Regions from separate parts of the Homo sapiens genome. Here region 1 is linked to region 2. The links are chromatin loops, found by intact Hi-C in ENCODE. Cell type or tissue: Caco-2. All regions are shown on one strand. Links, peaks and the distances in the headings refer to the core of each region. The heading gives the core; the rest is flanking DNA. Region 1 overlaps POU2F1 (POU class 2 homeobox 1). Region 2 overlaps LINC01363 (long intergenic non-protein coding RNA 1363).

Region 1 (5,388 bases), core at 71-5,070, 110 kb after region 2:
TATACACCGTGGAATACTACTCAGCCATAAAAAGGAACAAAATAATGTCTTTTGCAGCAACTTGGTTGGAGCTGCAGGCCATTATTCTAAGTGAAGTAACTCAGGAATGGAAAACCAAATACTATATGTTCTCACTTATAAGTGGGAACTAAGCTATGAATATGCAAGTGCATACAGTGATATAATAGACATAGGAGACAGACGTGGGAAGAGAGTGCCAGATAAAAAAACTACATAATGGTTACAACATCACTATTCAGATGACAGGTGCATTAAAATCTCAGAATTCACCACTATATAATCCATCCATGTAACCAAAGCTATTGAAATTTTAAAAGACATTTTAGCCGTTATTTTTGTGGAGCCATGAACATGATTCAGAGGCTAAATTGTAATAAAAGATTTCTCTTAATGTTCTACTAAGTTGGTTGCTTGGTGTTATCATAACCAGTGTAAAGTGAATGGGCCATAGAAGGCCTTCTTCTATACCAGGGAGAATAGGGAACCTCTTAAGGGTCGTTGTAAATTTTTTGTTGTAATTGCAGGATGAGTGACTTTGAACATGAAAAAAGTAAGAGTCTGTGAATAGATGTGTTATGGAGCTGCTGTTTTTAATTCAGAAAGGGAGGGTGTATAGTAACTGCTTTAATATGTAAAAATCTTTAAAATTTTTATTTGGTCTAAAAAGCATTACAAGTAGAAAACTTTTTTTTTTTTAGTTTCTGTACAGTTAAGTCGTGAGTTGGACAAAGAATTTTTACTGAAGGAAATAGATTATTGGTGGAGACTCAAAGTAGTAAGGGCAGCATTTTGGAGTTCATCCATTGAGCCTTTTTGCATTCAGGTAAAATGAGAGCTAAACTCAGGCCAAATGGAGAGATGGTCAGAAAGAATCCAGTTTTATGTTACTTCTAAGCAACCTGAGCTTAGTATTTGAAAAATCTTCATTCATATTTGTCTATTTCATCTTCATCACAACTTAGAACTTTCTCATATTGTAACACATCTTTATATTTAATATCAATATTGTAATTCCTGCCACAGTGGTTCTTACTTGTTTTTAATCTTTATCATTTTCTCTGTTGGACCTATTTTTAGGACTCTGGTTCATCTTAGCTCCTCATTGTCTGAAGCAGAAAAACTTCTTTCAAGAGGTTCTTTGTGATAAAATAATAAAAACTGATTACACAGCGTTGCACTCCATTATTTACACAGATTTGGGTAATAAAGGAAAAGTGTTTGGTCAGATTCTGGGGACCTAACCAAATATATTAGGAAAGTAAAGAATTCAGCTAAAATTCTTTTAATAAAAATAAATTTACAAAAACTCGGTGTCCATTAAAAAGATTGAAACAAAAAATAGAAATGTATATGGTAAATGTTAACCATTTAGTGTGAAACTACAAGTCCTTTTTCCTGTGTTCATATATATGTCCATAGGTATATGTAAAAGTCAGATCATATCTGTAACTATCCAGCATATTTCCAATTATATGCAAAGCACTGTAGTGTGAAATACGGGGACTGTTTGCACTTTAAAAACTTGTATCATGAAGGCTGATTTTTAAAAATTATAGGCTGGAAATGGTGCAAATATGCTATATATGTTTATATGCTGTATGGGAAGACTGATTTTTTTAAAATTATAGGCTAGAAATGGTGCAGGTATGCTTATATAACTAAGATAACTAAGTTGATGTGCAAGACAGGAAAGAATGGTTGAAATTAAAAACCATAATTTAATATTGATTTTGCACTAATAACCAGACCCAATTTTGGAAATTCCAACTTGTTCATAATGTGCATATACAACAGGAGTTTTGCAGAGTTTTGGCAAAGTATGTGGCAGCCACATGTCTTCACAGAACACTGAAATAATCCTTAGTAAACTCTGGTAACTCTAACTTGTGAACACCAAATTAATAACTCTTAATAATTTAACGTATTTGTTATTGGTAGTTTGCTTTCAGCTTCAGACAATTGGAACTGGCTGAAATACAAAGGAGTTTGCGTGGCTAATCTGATTGAGAAACCAGAAGCTTCAAGGACAATAGGGCAGGGCTGTGTTTGGACTCTGCACTTCTGTGTTTTGCTTTACCCTCATGGTTGCAAAATAACTGCCAGCAGCAGCCAGGGAAATATGCTTCCTTGTTAATAATGTCCAGAGAAAAGAGAGTAGTCTCAGTATTCTCTATTAAAAGTAAGACTATATCAGAAAGGTTCAGGAGCTCTGTCCTTGATTTCACTGCCCAGAATTGAATAAAAATTTGAAATGCAGTTCACTTCTGAGCAAGCCATTAGCTAGGGGGATGGGATTAATCATTCAGGCCCTTTCCTTGTCCTTGCTCTTATTCAGCTAGAGAGAGTTGGAATGGCAACCAGCATGTACTACTACTATGTAAGCCCTCAGTCAAATGTCACAACCAACAGAAGCAACAATTTTGAATCAGCTCTATCCCACTAGTGGCAGGAAGAAAATACTTTGGCAATCACTAGTGTAATGAGAATTGGGCTGAGGATGGACCCTAAGGAACACTAACTTTTAACCAGTAGAGCAAGAGGCCAAGGTGGGTGGATCACTTGAGGTCAGGAGTTCAAGACCAGCCTTACCAATGTGGTGAAACCCCGTCTCTACTAAAAAAAAAAAATACAAAATTAGCTGGGTGTGGTGGTGCAAGCCTGTAATCCCAACTACTTGGGAGGCTGAGGCAGGAGAATTGCTTGAACCTGGGAGGCAGAGGTTGCAGTGAGCTGAGATCAAACCATCACATTCCAGCCTGGGCAACAAGAGTGAAACTCCATCTCCAAAAACAACAACAACAACAACAACAAAAACAAACAAATAGAGCAAGAACGAGGAGCCTGTGAATCCATTTCCTGTTTTAGTCCATATTGCTTCTTTGATATGGAATAAGACAGTAATGATGACTCCAGGATTTTTTTCTTTTGCATTTCTTTTTCCAAGACTAGAGTAAATGCTGGAAACACATTAAAGTTAGAAATAGAGACTTGAATTTATTCTTTAATAAAAAATGTTCCTTGAACATTTAAGTAAAAATGTATCTATGATACAAGCATTTTCTAATTTAAGATAATAGCAAGCAGAAGAAAACAAGTTAAATGTAAATTTTTTTTCTGTTTCCTGCTCTGTATGTAAAGTCAAGAATCTGACCTTTGAGTAAATTTCATCATATTTCTTATCGTAAAATAGATTACAAAATAAATCCTGAGAATAAGTAAACAAACACTTCCCTTTGAATTTCCTGGGGTGGTTTGTATTTCGTTTTTTTTAATTGTGGCTGGTCTTCAGATTCATTCAAAATATAATTTTAAGAGTCCATTTTTTGGGAGTATAATACTGACGGCATTTAGCAATTTATTTTTAATTATGAGCTTCAAAAAACTATTCAGTTTGCTTGAATTCATTAATTTTAACAGCATATGCCATGTTCAGTTTACCCAGTGGCTTTTCTTCATTAAATCTGTGTGTCTCTGGTCACTTTAATGTCAGTAGCTCATCAGTTTCTTCGAAGTGCTGCCCATTAGAATTATGGAAGGAAGGCTGGGCACGGTGGCTCATGCCTGTAATCCCAGCACTTTGGGAGGCCAAGGCGGGCGGATCACCTGAGGTCGGGAGTTCGAGACCAGCCTGACCAACATGAGCAAACTCCGTCTCTACTAAAAATACAAAATTAGCTGGGCATGGTGGCAGGTGCCTGTAATCCCAGCTTCTCGGGAAGCTGAGGCAGGAGAATCACTTGAACCTGGGAGGCGGAGGTTATGGTGAGCCGATATCGCACCATTGCACTCCAGCCTGGACAACAAGAGTGAAACGCCATCTCAAAAAAAAAAAAAAAAAAAAAGAATTATGGAAAGAAAAGAAATATGGAAGGAGTTGTGATTGGATATACTGAGGTTAAAGGATAAAATGAAAAGTGTATCTTGTAGTATATATGAAGGCAGTGTGGTTAGTTACTAGGAAGAACTGCATCCTTGTATGTTTTTTAAAAAAATCTTACAAGTAGTGTTGTTAAAATGTATGACTCAAACTTCATACTCATCTTTACATACATATTTAATATGTTGAAAAAATTATTCTTCTAAAAGGAATAAATGGTTAGGTTTGCTGCCCTGTGTGGGAAGACATCAGTGATTGGAGATTGATTGTGATTAGTAATACATTATGAATGGTAGTGGATTGAATGTTCTACGTGCAAGGACCCTCCTGTCCTTGAGTGATTATAAACAAACACTTGATTTTCGCTTGGTGCTTTACATGTGTAGGAATGACAGACACACTGAACTACTGTTTATCTCTGCATATCTTTTAGACGGTGAGATATTAGCCAACAGACTCAATTCAGGAGACCAGAGTTTTTTTTTTTTCATTTTATTTTGCTGCTGTTCCTCACCTAGTTCCAAAGAGTGGGATAAAGCATTGCATTTTCTATTTCATATTTGCCTCCTCTGAAGTTTGACACTGTAAGTCAGTGGTTCAGGGTCTTCTAGGGGTTTGTTAAAACCCAGATTGTTGGGCCCCCACCTCCAGAGGTTCTGATACAGTAGGTGTGAGGTAGGGGCCAAAAAAGTGCATTTCTAATAAGTTTCCAGGTGATGCTATGATACTGATCCGGGTACTGCCCTTTAAGAGTAGCTACTGTGCACTGTTCACAATAGCAAAGCCATGGTATTAACCAAGGTGCCCATTAATGATGAATAAAGAAAGTGTGGTACACAGATACCACGGAATACTACACAACCATAAAAAGAACAAAACCATGTCCTTTGCAGCAACATGGATACAGCTGGAGGCTATTACCCTAAGCGAGTTATTGCAGAAACAGAAACCAAAATACCACATTTTCTCACTTGTAAGTGGGAGCTAAACATGGGGTAGGTACCACATGGATATAAAGATGGGAACAGCAGACACTGGGGACTCCAAAACGGTCAGGAGGAAGGAGAGCAAGGGTTAAAAAATTAGAGATCAGGTACCGTATTCACTGTTTGGGTTATGGGTTCAATAGAAGCCAAAACTTCAGTATCATGCAATATATCCAGGTAGCAAACCTACATATGTACCCTCTGAATCTAAAATAAAAATTAAAAATTTACAAAAAGAATTACCATTGTGAAAACTCTTATTTTTTATTTATTTTTTTGAGACGGAGTCTTGCTCTGTCGCCAGGCCAGAGTGTAGTGGCGCGATCTCAGCTTACTGCAACCTCCGCCTCCCAGGTTCAAGCGATTCTCCTGCCTCAGCCTCCCGAGTAGCTGGGACTACAGGTGCACGCCACCATGCCCACCTAATTTTTGTATTTTTAGTGGAGACGAGTTTTCACCACGTTGGCCAGGATGGTCTCGATCTCTTGACCTCGTGATCCGCCC
Region 2 (5,388 bases), core at 280-5,279:
TCACAAATCAGCTTGAGACAATGCTCACATATGTTCCCCCTGCTTCATATGTCTCGGTTATACTTGAGTAACGCTCATATACTTTTACCCCATTTTGTATCTCTCAGTTATACTTGAATAACGCTCATATACTTTTCCCATTTCGTATCTCTCAGTTGTACTTGAGTAACACTCATACATTTTTCCCATTTCGTATCTCTCAGTTGTTACTCAGTTGAGTAACACTCATATACTTTTCCCCTGTTTTGTATCTCTCTGTTATACCTTGAGTAATGCTCATATACTTTTCCCCTACCTTGCATCTCTTAATTAGAAAAATGCCACACATGGTGTTCCAGGCTACTCTCTCAAGAGATTATGTAAGTAATGACTCCTAAACTGGGAAAAGACATACAACTCTGCAGATGAGTTTGAACTCTTTTCTCCTCCCTTCCTCCAGGTGGTTCCTTTCCAAAGATGATATAATTAGCAATAAAGTCAATAAAATCTGGATTTTTTTCTAACTCATCCAAAAACTGTTACCCAGCATGTAGAATAGCTATTAGCAGTCATTGAGCAATGCCCACTCACCCTTTGGAAGGCACTTTTATTTTCTGGTCTCAGCAGCCCAGGAAGAATGACTGTTGGTAGTCATGGGCCTAGTTTAAGAGCAGAGCCACTGGATGCACACCACGTGTGCTCATCAGATCACAGAAGCAGTCATTCTCAGACACAAGGGCCTGCTGAAAGAGAGGACAGGGCAGGATGCTCAGGACAGGACTGTCGAATCTCTAGTTCCCTCTTCCCTGCAGTTACTATCCACATATACATCAGATATCTCTTCTACCTCCAGTAATCCCCCCATTAATGCATATCTTTAAAAAAAAGATACAATTTGAATTTAACTTGGAATATGGATGATCTGTAGCTATATTAGCCAAAATAGGCTAGGTTATGCTGTGGTAGTAGACCACCCCAAAATCTCAAGGACTTACAACCACAAAAACTTATTTCTTGCTCATGCGCCACATTCATCTAGGATCAGCTATGGTTGCACTCCATGTTGCCTTTATTCTAGGACCCAAATTCATAAAGCAATCTCTGCGTGGAGCATAACAGGTATCATTTTAGAAGTGAAAGAGAACTTGGGAAAACACAAGTTGGCTCTTAATGTTTTCACATTGTGGGAAGCAACACATATTACTTATACTCATGGTATTAGCTACCTATTGCTGTATAACAAATCACTTCAAAATGTAGTCATTTATTATCTCACAGTTTCTGTGGGTCAGGAATTCAGGCTGCATGGCTCTGGTTCAAGATCTCTCATGAGATTGTAGCTGAGGCTGCCTCATCTGAAGGCTTGTCTAGGGCTGGAATATCTACTTTCAAAGTAGCTCATTCATAAGGCTGGCAAGTTGTTGCTGGTTACTGGCTGGGGCTTCAGTTGCTCTCCATGTTTGTCTTTTCATGGAGTTGTTTTAGTGTCCTCATACTATAGTTCATGACTTTCCCAGACCAATGATCCTAAATGGGAAGTCAGAAGCTTTGTATAACTTTATCTTTGAAATCACATATTGTCACTCCTGCCATACTCTATTGACCACAGGGCCATCCCTGACTCAGTGTAGAAGGGGGTTACACTAGGGCATGAATGCCTGAAGAAGAGGATCCCTAGGGGCCATTTGGTGACCTCACTCACATTTCTTTGGCCAAAGTAAGTCCTGTGACCAAACCTGACTTCAGTGAAATGGCAATGCACAACCCTCCTATGGAAAGGAAACTGAAGTATTTAGCCAGCTGAAATACCATCTATCATAATGGCTTATAGATGAAGACTCTTTAACACATCACTAGCCCAAAGAGCTTTCTTTTTCCTGTTACTTCTTCTCAAAGTTCTTGCCTCCACCAATAGCACAGCCCAATTATGCTCAATTTTCTTCAATGGGCTCAGGGACCACTTCAATGAAATGAAGGAGATTAAAGATCACTGGTATGATGACACTTAAGTCTCTTCCAGTAAGTCAAGGTTTTGAGAAAGTGTGCTAAGATCAGCTATGTCTGTGTAGAACAGTTGCACACTTTTAGCAGAGCCTCAAGGTAGAGCCTCGGGAGCTAGAAATAGACCCAAGTCAGACTTCAGGCAATGTGTTGGTCAGAAGCTGGTCAAGAGCAGTGAGGCAGAGACCTCAGGGTACAGAGCAGGAAAAAGCAGCAAATCAAACACCAGGAGAACAAAAAGGTGGAACCAGGAGGACATAAGCCTTGAAGGCCAAGCCAAGTCCAATGTTCTTGTGTCATATCAGGAAGTCAAGAGTCAAGGAGGCCAAGAACCAGAGATTCACAGCACCACAGAGACCTCGGTTCTGAGATAAATTCCCATCTCAGTTCTTAGAACCATATTGTCCTTGACCTTATCTTCTAGATGTGTCCCATTCACATTCAGTATAGCCCAAGTATATTTACTGAAACCAAGATTGTGATTTCTACAATTGTTACTACAAAATTGATTTCTATAATTGTTATCACAATACAAAGTTCCGTCTACCATGAGTGCTCAATAAATGTTTATTGATAGTTAACTATTGCCATCCATTCCCATATAATAAAATATATGGGAAAATGTAGCTGTTCAGCATTATCAGGTATCTAGGTCCCGAGAGTTTTGAGTTTCCCTCAGTAACCAAAACAGATGACCTCATTAATGAAAGGAAACTTGAAGAGGCAGGTTAAAGATGGCTAATAATTTTTTGACATTCCTTCTGTAAAGAGATGGGGTTTATTTCTCTTCTCCTTAAATCAGGGAAAGCCTGGCTGTTTTGATCAACAGAGCATGGTGGAAGTCATGCTCGGCCAGTTCAGGTCTTGCCTGCATATACAATAACAGCTTCAAAAAAGTAACCAGATCTACAACTAAGTGACCCCTGCTCTGGCTGAGCAACAGCTCACACACTCCAGAAGTGCATATTAGAAGATACAATGCTTATTTAAGTATTGGAAATCACATTACCATCTAAAGCTCCTGCCTTTATGAGGTATTTGGAGTGTTTTAAGTTAAGAGGGCTGTGATTACAACTGTCTTTAATGTTATTAGCCCCAAGATCTGAGGGTCCACTCACTCATCTGGGCACTTCTGTCATATTACAAAGAAGCTTCATAGACAGCTCTTTCAGCAGTAATGTTCCTTCACCACCATGTAATAAAAGGAAATTAGACAATTGTAATTCCCACATGGAATTTAACCAAGAGGCTCCAGAGTCTCTTACTCCCAACCTACTACCTCAATTCCAGAGAGGATATGGGGGCATGGTGGGAAACTTTTGGACTATAACATAGGATAATCTAATTTGGAAGTTGGTATCTGTTTGAGATCATTTTTTTCTTCCCCTTTTCTTTTTCAACTTCTTGGTAAAGAAGAGATACTTTTTCAACAGCCAAGCAACTGATTCTACCTGACACTGCCAACCCCAACTCAGGCATGGCCCATCCCTGATGGTGGTCTCTCATGGTGGTTCCCAAACTCTGATTCTCAGACAGGTGCTGGGCTGGCTGCATCAGAATCCCCTGGGGAGCTTGTAATGTGGTCTCCAGGCTGCACCTGAGAAGTCTCTGATTGTCCAGGTCTGGGGTCATCCAGAGGATGTATATTTTCCCCCAAGGCTCTCCAGATGATTCTGATGCACAGCCAGGTCTGGAAACCACTGGTTTAGGTGAACATTGGTTCATTTCAATAAATCAAAACCACATGCCAAGACCATATGTTGCTACTGATATATATCAAACCCACTGACACACAGAAGAGTCAATAGTAGTTATGCTAATGCTTAGTAACAATGCTACCCTTTGACTAGGAAGAAGACAACAAACACCCACAACCTTTATTAGTGACTGTGTGTATGTAACAGAAGTTTAAGCAAAAAAAAAAAAGGTGATTTATTATAAGGAAACAAGAGGCTGGGCGCAGTGGCTCATGGCTATAATCTCGGTACTTTGGGAGGCCAAGGTGGGCGGATCATGAGGTCAGGAGTTTGAGGCCAACATGGTGAAACCCCGTCTCTACTAAAATTACCAAAATTAGCTGGGTGTGGTGGCAGGCACGTGTAATCCCAGCTACTCGGGAGGCGGAGGCAGGAGAATTGCTTGAACCTGGGAGGTGGAGGTTGCAGTGAACCGAGATCGCACCACTGCACTCCAGCCTGGGCGACAAGAGCAAGTCTCCATCTCGGGGGGAAAAAGAAAAATTAGCCAGGCATGGTGGCGGGCACCTGTAGTCCCAGCTACCCGGGAGGCCGAGGCAGGAGAATTGCTTGAACCTGGGAGGCGGAGGTTGCAGTGAGCCGAGACCACACCACTGCACTCCAGCCTGGTGACAGAGTGAGACTCCATCTCAAAAAGCAAATAAATAAATAAATAAATAAATAAATAATAAGAAAACATGGCTATCTTACAGAAACCAAGGTCCAGAGCTACATACCAGAAGAAAAAACTAGAATAAAAACTATGCTGTCAGGACCCAGGTCTCTCTTTCTACCACTTTTTAGTTTGTTTTTTGTTGGTTGGTTGTTTTTTAATCTCTGCTTTTGTCATCACCACTCTTTTATTTTATATCTGCAATGTGGCTGTCTCCGCTTCCCTGGACACGTGTACCAAACACAGCGTCCTCAGCCCCTGGTTTGCCATACTTTCTTGTCCTTGTTTCCAACAAGGACAGTCTAGAGACTGGCTGGAGCAGCCAGAGAATGCAAACTGGTGTGCTACAGCAGACATGGCCTGCAACTGTGTTTGCTTTGGACGACACGAATTTTTTTCAAATATAAAATAATTATTTTGAGATTTCATATGAAAACATGAATTCTGGACTTCTGTAAATATCAGAAAAACTGGCAAACTGGGATTACATGTGACAGCAATCGGCTGGAGTTGAATGATGGCCACCTCCTTGGCACAGAGCCTGTGCTCTCCAGTTTGCCACTATCTCTATTGTATCTATCTTGGCTCAGGCTGCTCTAACAAGAATACTGCAGACTGGGTGGTGCAAACAAGAAACATTTATTTCTCACAGTTCTGGAGGCTGGGATGTCTGAGACCAGGGTGCCAGCATGGTTGGTTTCTGGTGAGGGCTGTCTTTCTGGTTCTCTCACATGGCAAAGAATAGAGAGAGGAAGGAATTTCTTTCATGTCTTTTCTTACAAGGTCACTAATTCTATCATGAGGTCTCTACCCTCGTGAGCTAATTACCTCCTAAAGGTCCCATCTCCAGAAACCATCACATTATGGGTTAGGATTTCAACATATGAATTTTGGGGAGTGCTATGGTCTCAAAAACTCATGTGGAAATTTAATTGCCAGAGTAACGGTATTAAGAAGTGATTAGGAATGGATTAATGTCATTATCACAGGAGCAGTTAG

What was found. Hi-C counts contacts between places; a loop is a spot of excess contacts. Peaks named below come from ENCODE experiments on the same cell type or tissue, not always from the same donor. Only the 100,000 strongest peaks of a DNase experiment are listed, where the experiment ranks them.
Region 1: a loop joins it to region 2, with 21 times the contacts of the local background. A loop is called at or near these places in 1 of 110 quality-filtered maps.

Annotation. Positions count from the first base shown.
Region 1 is chr1:167,295,322-167,300,709 of GRCh38, forward strand. All of the region lies in intron 1 of POU2F1 (POU class 2 homeobox 1), which reads left to right. Among named protein-coding and RNA genes, the nearest start is that of POU2F1, 77 kb to the left of the region's middle. In Caco-2, for the core only: no CTCF peak of the experiment used is centred there; a DNase peak (open chromatin) is centred at 2,080.
Region 2 is chr1:167,181,472-167,186,859 of GRCh38, forward strand. It overlaps LINC01363 (long intergenic non-protein coding RNA 1363), which reads right to left. Exons shown (of 4, transcript NR_110811.1): 3 at 571-722. Among named protein-coding and RNA genes, the nearest start is that of LINC01363, 12 kb to the right of the region's middle. In Caco-2, for the core only: no CTCF peak of the experiment used is centred there; no DNase peak of the experiment used is centred there.